2 separate regions of the Homo sapiens genome follow, and region 2 is linked to region 1. Evidence: read pairs that join two places in POLR2A ChIA-PET (ENCODE). Cell type or tissue: GM12878. All regions are shown on one strand.

Region 1 (5,000 bases):
TCTTCTGATGTATACTACCATTCTATTAAAAACTAGTACTTATTATAGGCATAATTCTTCTCATTCATCTTTACTCTTCATCCATATTTTTATTGGTTTCCTTATGCCATACTCTCCTGGAATATTCAAATTCCTTTCATACCTCGAACTCATTATCTAAACATTTTTCTTCTAAAAAGCCTATTTCCAAGTCTTGTAAACCCCTACAAGGCAATCCAATTATCAGAGCTGTCATATTAATAACTATCCTTTCCCCCTACCCTTTTTTTTTCCTTCAGAGACCGGGTCTTGCCCTGTATCCCAGGCTGGAGTGCAGTGGTGCTATCATACATAGCTTATTGCGGCCACAAACTCCTAGGCTCAAGTGATCCTCCTGACTCAGCCTCCTGAGTAGCTGGGAATACAGGCACAAGCCACCATGCTCAGCTAATTTTTTCATACAGAGAGAGCCTCACTGTGTTGTCCAGGCTAGTCTCAAACTTCTAGACTCAAGCCATCCTCCTGCTTCAACCTCCTAAGCTACTGGGATTACAGGTGTGAGCCACTGCACTGGGCCTCCTTTTCCTAACATTTCATCCACACATGGATCTTGTCAAACAAATGGTCACATACAAAAACATTTATAGTGCTGTTATACTATCCCCAGATTACAGTAATTGGCAGAATTCATAATAGTATTAACAAATTTTTCCTTATATCATAATTTAAAATTAAGACAAAAGTTATCTATTTTTTCATACCTTTAATCATAAGATCAAATGACTCCTGGGTGACTCCTCCAAGATTTTTATTTTCACTAGATTCTGGGACAATAACCCCAGGGCTGGAAGTTGTAGATGTTAAGTGGTCATTCCGATGTTTCCTTTTGGACAAGCCTGCGGACAGCTATAATGAAAACACTTATCAACTGTATTTACTTTGATTTAATTAACAAGAAATTAGGTGGTTTTTCATTTATGTATTAAAAAAAGAGTACGCATATCTAACTTTTTCACATCTCTGGATCTTTAAAAAAGTTATACAATTAAAAATTCTACCAAAACATATAGTAACATTTTAGGAATTTTATTTGCAACAATTATTTTGGATTAGACTGGGGTCAAGAGCTTAGCTGAAATTATTTATTTATTTTTTAAAAAATTTTTTATTTTTATTTTTATTTTAGAGTCTCGCTCTGTCACCCAAGCTGGAGTGCAGTGGTGTGACCTCGGCTCACTGCAACCTCCACCTCCCAGGTTTAAGTGATTCTCCTGCCTCAAGCCTCCCAAGCAGCTGAGATTATAGGTGTGTGCCACCACGCCCGGCTAATTTTTTTGTACTTTTAGTAGAGATGGGGTTTCACCACGTTGGCCAGGCTTGTCTCAAGCTCCTGACCTCAGGCGATCCACCCACCTCGGCCTCCCTAAGTGCTGGGATAACAGGCGTGAGCCACTGCACCCGACGAACTTCTTAAATTGAACAATTAAAACCAAAATCACTTCTTTGGGAAATATATAATTGTGATTCCCAAATTATTTCCAAATTTCAACAATTTACGTGTTTCTGACCAAGAAAATAGTAGAAATGTTTTCGATGTAGACACTGTATCACCAGTACCCCATTTTAGCCATATAGTGCATACCTCATTTTCTCTTCCAACAAGAGATCCAGATGCAGAAGGCTGAATCATCTTCAGAGTTCTTCTTGGGACAGAACTATTCTAAAAAGTCAGCATAATTCATTATCTTGTTACTGAGTTGCAATATGGTTATTTAGTTACTGAGTTTCTGTATGGAGTGTTACTCTTAGTCCTTCTATAATTTAGGGGTGGAAAAGGAACACTAACAACACAAACATTTGGTCTGCTATATAATTGCGTAAGGTCGCCTATGAACAAGACACTGGTTTAATCAACTGACAAACTTGTTATTTCCAAAAATTATAATAAAGTTTGAAGAATTCTTAAGAATGAATCATATTACCCAAACTAGACACAAACACACGTAACTTCTCTCATTTCAATGCATGCTCTTGCTATGGTCATTTTGTTAATCATATCTAGTTAAAACAAACGTAACAAAATTCCTCAGCTCCAATGAACAGTTTCAAACCACATATGACAAAATTCTAATACAAGAAGGCTATCTGTATTCTCTCTGAAAAAATCTTCCACACAGAAACTAAAAACTTACAGGTACTCTTTTATAAAACCAAACATCGTAACATTTATGGTATGAACTCACCAAACAGGTAAACTGGAAGAAATGGTTAATCATTTACACTGCAAAATATTTCTTTCCCTAATCAAAAAGATTCATTTCAGGCCTCCTTAAATCATGAATATCCCTCAAATACTTACATGTACTCACCAAAAGAATGTAACTTTCCAGAACATACTTTACACAAAACAAAGTACATGTGTAATAGACATCCCCCCTCAACCATTACCTGATAGTAGAAGCAGTTCTGCTTCAAGCCCATTCATTAGAAGGTGGCTAAAATGTCAGTGCCTGAGGCATACTAAAATACTCTAAAATGCCCAAGCTATTGTTTTGGTGAAAATATTGCCTTCCTTGTAATATGTAAACAACTTCCTGTATATTTCATGATCTGAAAGTTCTCTCCTATTTTTGCAAAATATCATTAGTTATACTGCCACCATGGGATAGCAAACAATGGTGAATACTCAAACAAGGTTAGCAAGAACATGATACCATACCAGCGTGAGAAAGTTACTGATTCCACACTGTACTTCACATGATAAGAGTTCACCTTTCCCACGGTAAAGTTTCTACTGCTGATTATTATCTCACCATTTAACTGAAGGACAAATGCCAGCTACTGTGAGGACAAATATTACATCAACATTTCAGATATAATTTAGATTATAGATTAGTCAACAGTCTCCAGACAAATAAAAGAAAATGTAACGTTGGAACCTTACTAACAAGAGGTGTTATTTAAATGCTTTCTGTTAATAATGGTCAAAGAAGCCAGCTAAGTAACTGTCACCAAAAAAAAAGACCATTTCCAAGATTTAACTTTTATTTATATAAGCTATATAGACTTTTGCCTAAAACAATGTAACATTACTATTATTATTTTCTGTATATAGAGTATGCATTGGAATAATAGACTCTTAAAGCCAGAAAGTTTCTTGTATATTAATGGGTCTTAACCTTTTTGGAAAACTATTTAATACTCTGTGAATCCTCTCCCCAAAAAAATTCACATAAAAGCACATTCACACAGAATTTTGCATGCAACTCACAAGGATCTAGTTCTAGTCCAGTTCTCCCAATTTACAGATGAGTAAACTAAGGCTGAAATGCTAACTAACCCACCCAAGGTCTCAGTTTTGGAGGTAGAACCAAAACCAAACAGAACCTAGTATCCTTTATATTCAAGATAGTTTCACTGTAGCTAGTAAACACAAGACTTTCTTTAAAATGTAATCTGCTGGAAATATATAAATTATTTGGCTGTGATTTGCTTCAAATTAATCCACTGAAGGAAAAGTGGAGTAAATAAGGACATAGATGAAACCAGATTGGCCATATAGCGGTAATTGCTGAAGCTGGGGAAGTAAATTATTAAAATACTTTTAAATATTTCAAAAATTTCATAACAAAAATTTTAAATAATCACACACAAAGCACAGTGGGAAGATGCCATCATCCTAAATGGAAGCTAATGGAATCAAATTCACAAATTGTCAATGCGAATATAATGTCAATTGACATTCTTATTCAAGAAAAATATTGTAAGAATCCTAAGAAAAGCAAGGCAAACAAAAAACCCATCAAAAGGTACTTGCTTATACTTATCAATGGCTTTTAGGTACTCAATTTAATTTACTTAATATAAAAAAAATTTTTTTAGGTACAGGGTCTTACTCTGTCACCCAGGCTGGAGTGCAGTGAAGCAATCATAATTCACCAAAGCCCAAACTCCTAGGCTCAAGCAATTCCTCCCACACCTCAGCCTCCCAGTAGCTGGGATTACCAGTGGGTGCCACCACACCCAGCTAATTATGGTTTTTTAGAAACAGGGTCTCCCTTTGTTGCCCAGGCTGTTCTCAAAGTCCAGAGCTCAATCAATCCTCCTACTTCAGCCTCCCAAGTAGCTGGGATCACAGGCATGAGCCACCATGGGCACCTGGCTCTTTATTTATTTAAAACCGCAAATTGATAGTTTACCTGAAGATGTGATCCAATTCCCAAGGTATTCATATAATTTAAGTTGTGTGGAAGGACCTAGCTAAATTGTAAATTAACTTAGAACCATAAATATGAATCTAGTCAGAAGTATAAACTCAAAACTAAACAAACTCTGTCCTGCTGTCATAAGAGTAAATACTTGGAATAAGATTTCCAGTGAAAGTATCATATAGGGATTGAAAAAGTATCACAAATCAAATAGGTTAGATGGTAATGAATATGGTATACTCTAGAAAAATGTGTAATATAATGCAAAACATGTCTGTGGTCAAAGACTCTTAATTCTGAAGATATACACAATGGATTTTAATAACATTTCATGAAATATAAGAGTAGAAACAAAGCAGTAATAATCTCATACATAGAAAATCCTAAAGATACTTCTGGAATCTTCACAGAGAAAATACAAAAAGAAAAGAAAATCCTGAAGAATCTACTAAAAAACAATTAGAACTATTAAGTTCAGCAAGGTTTCAGGACACAAAATCAAGACACAAAAGTCAATTATTTTCCTATACAGTAGCAATGACCAAATGAGAATGAAATTAAGGAAACAATTCCATTCACAGTAACCTCAAAAAGAATACTTAGGAAAAAATTTAACATAAATAGTGTAAAATTCATGCTCTGAAAACTACAAAATACTGTTGAAAGACCAAAATAAGAGAGACAACCCATATTCTTGGGTCAGACTTAATATTCAACCGTAATTAGTTTTTTAAAAATGTTCTCTATTGTTACTCATCCTCTGACTAACTCAAGGCTTACAGAAATTATAGCCAGGCTAAATTTGGATAAATT
Region 2 (5,000 bases), 260 kb before region 1:
TTATATTTCCCTTTTCTTATGAAGCTTAGTTTGATGAGATATGAAATTCTTGGTTGGAATTTCTTTTCTTTCAGACTACTGAACACAGGCCCCCAATCTCTCTTGGTTTATAAGGTTTCTTCTAAGAAATCTATTGTTAGCCTGATGGGGTTCCTTTAGTATGTAATTTGCCCTTTTTCTCTAACTATCTTTGAGATTTTTTTCTTTAGCATTGACCCAGCCTGGTGACTGTATTCCTTAGTGATGTTCATTTTGTATAGTATCTCACAGGTGTTCGCTGGATTTTTTTGTATCTGGATGTCTATCTCTCTGGCAAGATTAGGGAAATTTTCTTGAATTATTCCACCAAATATATTTTCCAGGTTGTTTATTTTTTCTCCTTCTCTCCCAGGAATGCCAATAATTCATAAGTTTGGTTGCTTTACATAATCGCATATTTTTTGAAGACTTTGTTCCTTTTTTAAAATTCTTTTTTCTTAATTTTTGTCTGACTGTGTTAGTTCAAAAGACCAGTCTTTAAGCTCTGAAATTCTTTCTTCTGCTTGGTCCAGTTTACCAAATATAGTTTTCTTATGCTGCATTTGCCATTCTAGGGAATTGTGTTCAGTGGCAATAGTCAAGAAAACCTCACTGGCTACCTTACGTAGATTTTGTCTTAATTTTGGTCTCTACCTTTCCCCCCTAATTCAGAAAATGAGTCTTGGGGAGCTGGCACATGAGGGATCAGGATCCACAAGAAATTGTCTAGACCAGGAATGTCCCACATGACCTGCAATTGCCAGTTAATGTAATGACTCAGAGTGGTGGTCCCTCAGGTAAACAAAGACACTCTGCAAATAGATTTATAGAATACAAAGGGCCTTTACAAGCTGGAAAAGGCAAGGAACAGATCCTCCACCGGAGCCTCCAGAAGGAATGCAGCTCTGCCTATACCTCGACTTTCACCCTATAAGACCCATTTCAGACTTTGACCTCCAGAACTGAAAGATGATAGATCTGTGTTGTTTTAAGCCTTTAAATTTGTGGTAATTTGTTATAGCAGCAGTAGGAAACTAATACACAGAACTTGTGATATAAAGTATCCCAGACCCCCTCATATTGCAGATAAGGAAACAGAGGCCCAGGGAATTTGCCAACTTTCATGAAGTCACATGGCTAGTTAATAATAGCTGCTGACAACATTGAGAAATTCCTCTATGCTAAACACAAGTCTTAGTCCTTAGCATGTATTTACTCATGAAGTCATCAGCATAACCCTAAGGCAGCGGCCCTCATTCTTATCCTCACATTTTATAGATTAAGAGACTGAGGCATAAGGATGTTAATGTCATGAAGATACTAAATAGGGTGCTACGAGTTTGCACCCAGGCATTTCTGCTCTGGAATGCACTCTCTTTACCACCAGACATAGTGACAGAAGGGGAGCCTGAGCTCTTGGGTGCCAGTCCAGTATCCTACCAACTTCTAAAGAGTTACTTGATCTCATTTCCTCTTGACAACTCTGAAATCTGTAGGTCATTCCCATTCTAAGTGAAGAAAACAAGACACCGAGACCAAGAGATGTGCCTAAAGCACTCACCTGGTCAGTTGCAATTACAAGCCTTTTGACTCCCATCTCTTGGTAGTTTCCCCCAGTCCCTCTGCTTCTGGCACCATGAGAGACACAAAAGATAAATGACAGAGTTTCTGCCATCAGCAAGTTTATGGGTTATCTTGGGCTAAATTTGGTAACTTGGGTGTCACTTTTTTCAGTTCCATCCTCAGGGCAAGACTACTCCTGAGGCCTTGATCAATAACTGTTTGTTCTCTGGAGCAATCTGACATTGCACAGAGGAAAAGCTTGGAACAAAGTAAGCAATCAATGTACTGAGCTTCCCCTGCCAGGGGCAGCTTTAGAATGTCTATGTAAGAGAGTCTTCAGCCACATATTTGGAAGAGGCTGTAGCACCTAAGTGTGGTATTATAGCCAACATAATGTATTTAGTTAGAGTGTATTTTTACTTGGGGAATTTTGAGGAGGAGCTGATGGAGATTTAGGGGGCTGACTAAAACTGCCCCAAACCACCCCTTGATGTACCACTTCCCCATGTAAACCCCTGTATGTTGCAGCTCAGAAAGAGGAATATACAGTTCTCGCCACCAAGAAGCTTACTCAGTATTTGAATGTGGGCAATTTTTTTTTCTTTTCTCTTTTTTCTTCATACAGTCTTTCTCTGTTGCCCAGGCTGGAGAGCAAAAGTGCAATCATAGCTCACTGCAACCTTGAACTCTTCCCTCAGGCAATCCTCCTGCCTCAGCCTCTGGAGTAGCTGGGACTATAGGCACACACCACCAAGACCAACTAATTTTAAAATTTTTTGTAGAGATAGGGTCCTGCTGTGTTGCCCTGGCCTCAAGTGATCCTCCCACCTCAGCCTCCCAAAGCGCTGAGATTACAGGTGTGAGCTACTTCATCCAGCCTGGATGCGTGCTTTAAAAGAAATCAGAGAACAAACAAAACGCCTAACAAATTTGGGCAGTGCAGACATGGGCCACCTGCAGGTGAGAGCAATAGGTGCGTGGAGGACAGCCCCATGTCTATGGCTTCAGGAAAGCCTCATGTAAAATGAGGCTTTGAAGTATGAACTAGTAGGTGAGGGGCAAGTGTGATCGTAGGTGGAGAAAAAGAATGGGTGAGAAAATTCAAATAGACATATTTGAAGACAGTGCACTGGGCAGATTAACTGGTGAAAAAGAAAGTATGAAATCACTTATGTTGGTTATCACCGAATCATTCTTTCAGTCAACAAATATTTATTGCTCACCTACCAAGTGCCAGGCACTATATTAGATACCGGAGACCCAGCAGTAAATAAATCATACGCCCTAAAAGGTAAGGGGTGTTGCTCTGATTCAGCTCTAGCAGCAAAGCTCTGCTCTTCATTTCTGCCTACAGAGAGGGATTCCCATTTCAGCCCATTCCTGCGTGCAGTCAGACACACCTGCCCTCCCCCTGCCATTGCACGGCTCCTCTGACGCGAGGGCAGACACAGGAGCCCGGTGATCGTCTCTGCTTGAATAAATTACCGCCCCATCATCTTCATGCATAAAACATGGCACAGGAGGCTAGGGCAGCCCAGCACAGCAGCTGCCTTCGGGCCAGTCGGAAGTTAAGGGAAGGAAAGGCAAGGCAAGTTACAAGATAAAAGAAGTCAACGGAAGCCTCAAATACTCTTTTTTTTTTTTTTAAGAAAAGAACAAAAAGGGGGGGGTTAAGTTTTCTTTTTCATTTTTATACGTCTGGACTTAACTTCCAGGATAGCTGCAAGACCCTTTTGTTCCTTTGCCATGAGCAGGTTTTAGGCCGCTCTGTTGGGACCATGGTGTTACCTTCGCGATTACACTGGATCAGAAACAGGCCATGGAGGGACAGGATCCGGAGGCGCCAGCTCAACCGTGAGTGTCCCGTCTGGTGTTACCTACTCTCTGCCTTTGTTTTCCACACTTTCCCGCAACACACTCATTTCTTGCCCTCTGCAAATCTTCTCCAATCTTTCCCCCTTCCTCCTCTCTTCCACTTTCCTGTGCTCCGTTTTCCAATGGACTTTGGTATTTTTTTACCGACTCTCTCTCTTCCTATTTCCTTCCCAGCCCTATCCTAATTAGAGGTAACTAGATACATTTTGTTTCAAGTGGTGAGCAAGACAGGGCCACAGGGCCTCTTTTCTTTATTTCTCCAACCAGATGGAAAATACAAATAAATATTTACATCGGTCAAGGAGTCATGTGAATTGGAATTTTTGTTTATTACAGTGGGGAAAAAAATGGAACATCTGAATCAAACAGGTTATCAGCAGTGTCGCTAGATGAGGTGAAATTCAAGGATCAGTGAGTCATATTTCCTTTAAAGGGCCCAATTGTATGCTTCTTAAATTATCAAACTCACAACTGAGTAGACAGGAACTCTAACCAAAAGGGAGTTTTTAGTGCTGGAGTAATCTGAGAATGAAAAAGCATTTCCTATGTATGCCAAGACCATTTCTCATGAACAAGTAACAAATTTGTGTGTGTCTGTTTTTAGAGATGTTTATTTATCTCAGATGTCAGCAAATTCAAATGGGTGGAGGGCTGGGCTGCTAAGAAGAATGAGTGAAAGGGGTCTGTTTTCACAGGGGTAAGGAATAGTTCACTTTCTTCCTGTCTCTGTTGTGAGAAAAATGATAGTGAAAGCATGATGATAAATGACAACTGACATTTGGCCTCAATATGAGGTAGCAATAGGCAGTGGTAGAGGGTGCAGCAAATGGGGAAATATGTGTCCCATCATAGTGGGGCACCCACCATTCAATGCCATCAGATTGTTTCCATGAGGAATGGGGTAGAGGTTGGTGGATTTTCCAATTTTTCAAAAAAAGCAGGCAGATGCGGTAGCTCATGCCTGTAATCCCAGCACTTTGGGAGGCCAAGGCGGGAGGATCATGACGTCAAGAGATCGAGACCACCCTGGCCAACATGGTGAAACCCTGTCTCTACTAAAAATACAAAAATTAGCCGGGCGTGGTGGTGGACGCCTGTAATCCCAGCTACTCAGGAGGCTGAGGCATGAGAATCACTTGAACCCAGGAGGTGGAGGTTGCGGTGAGCTGAGATCGTGCCATTGCACTCTAGCCTGGGCAACAACAGCGAAACTCTGTCTCGAAAAAAAAAAAAAAAAGCAAGAAACACTAATTTCTATGTGAAAGCTCTCAAGTTTAAATGTTGGCAGTTTATTCTTTGAATTTTAAATATGTAATACCAATGTTCTGAGGCAACGTGTGACAACTGTGGACCACCAGTAGCCAAGCCCTGGTTTATGTGCTAGGTGTTGTTCTCATTAGAAGTCCATCACACAGGCCGGGCGCGGTGGCTCACGCCTGTAATTCCAACACTTTGGGAGGCCGAGTTGGGCAGATCACCTGAGGTGAGGAGTTGAAGAGCAGCCTGGCCAACATGGTAAAACCCCATCTCTACTAAAAATACAA

What was found. ChIA-PET counts read pairs that join two places held together with the same protein. Peaks named below come from ENCODE experiments on the same cell type or tissue, not always from the same donor. Only the 100,000 strongest peaks of a DNase experiment are listed, where the experiment ranks them.
Region 2: POLR2A ChIA-PET joins it to region 1 with 8 read pairs; 1 of 35 experiments calls an interaction of 5 or more read pairs at or near these places.

The regions. Positions count from the first base shown.
Region 1 is chr6:24,777,362-24,782,361 of GRCh38, reverse strand. It overlaps GMNN (geminin DNA replication inhibitor), which reads right to left. Exons shown (of 7, transcript NM_015895.5): 3 at 1,622-1,699; 4 at 741-885. Among named protein-coding and RNA genes, the nearest start is that of GMNN, 4.9 kb to the right of the region's middle. In GM12878, no CTCF peak of the experiment used is centred here; a DNase peak (open chromatin) is centred at 2,711; H3K4me3 peaks cover 2,440 bases; H3K27ac peaks cover 3,702 bases.
Region 2 is chr6:25,040,286-25,045,285 of GRCh38, reverse strand. It overlaps a transcript of RIPOR2 not described here. Among named protein-coding and RNA genes, the nearest start is that of RIPOR2, 110 kb to the right of the region's middle. In GM12878, a CTCF peak has its summit at 2,567; DNase peaks (open chromatin) are centred at 1,986, 3,095 and 3,973; H3K4me3 peaks cover 2,816 bases; H3K27ac peaks cover 3,244 bases.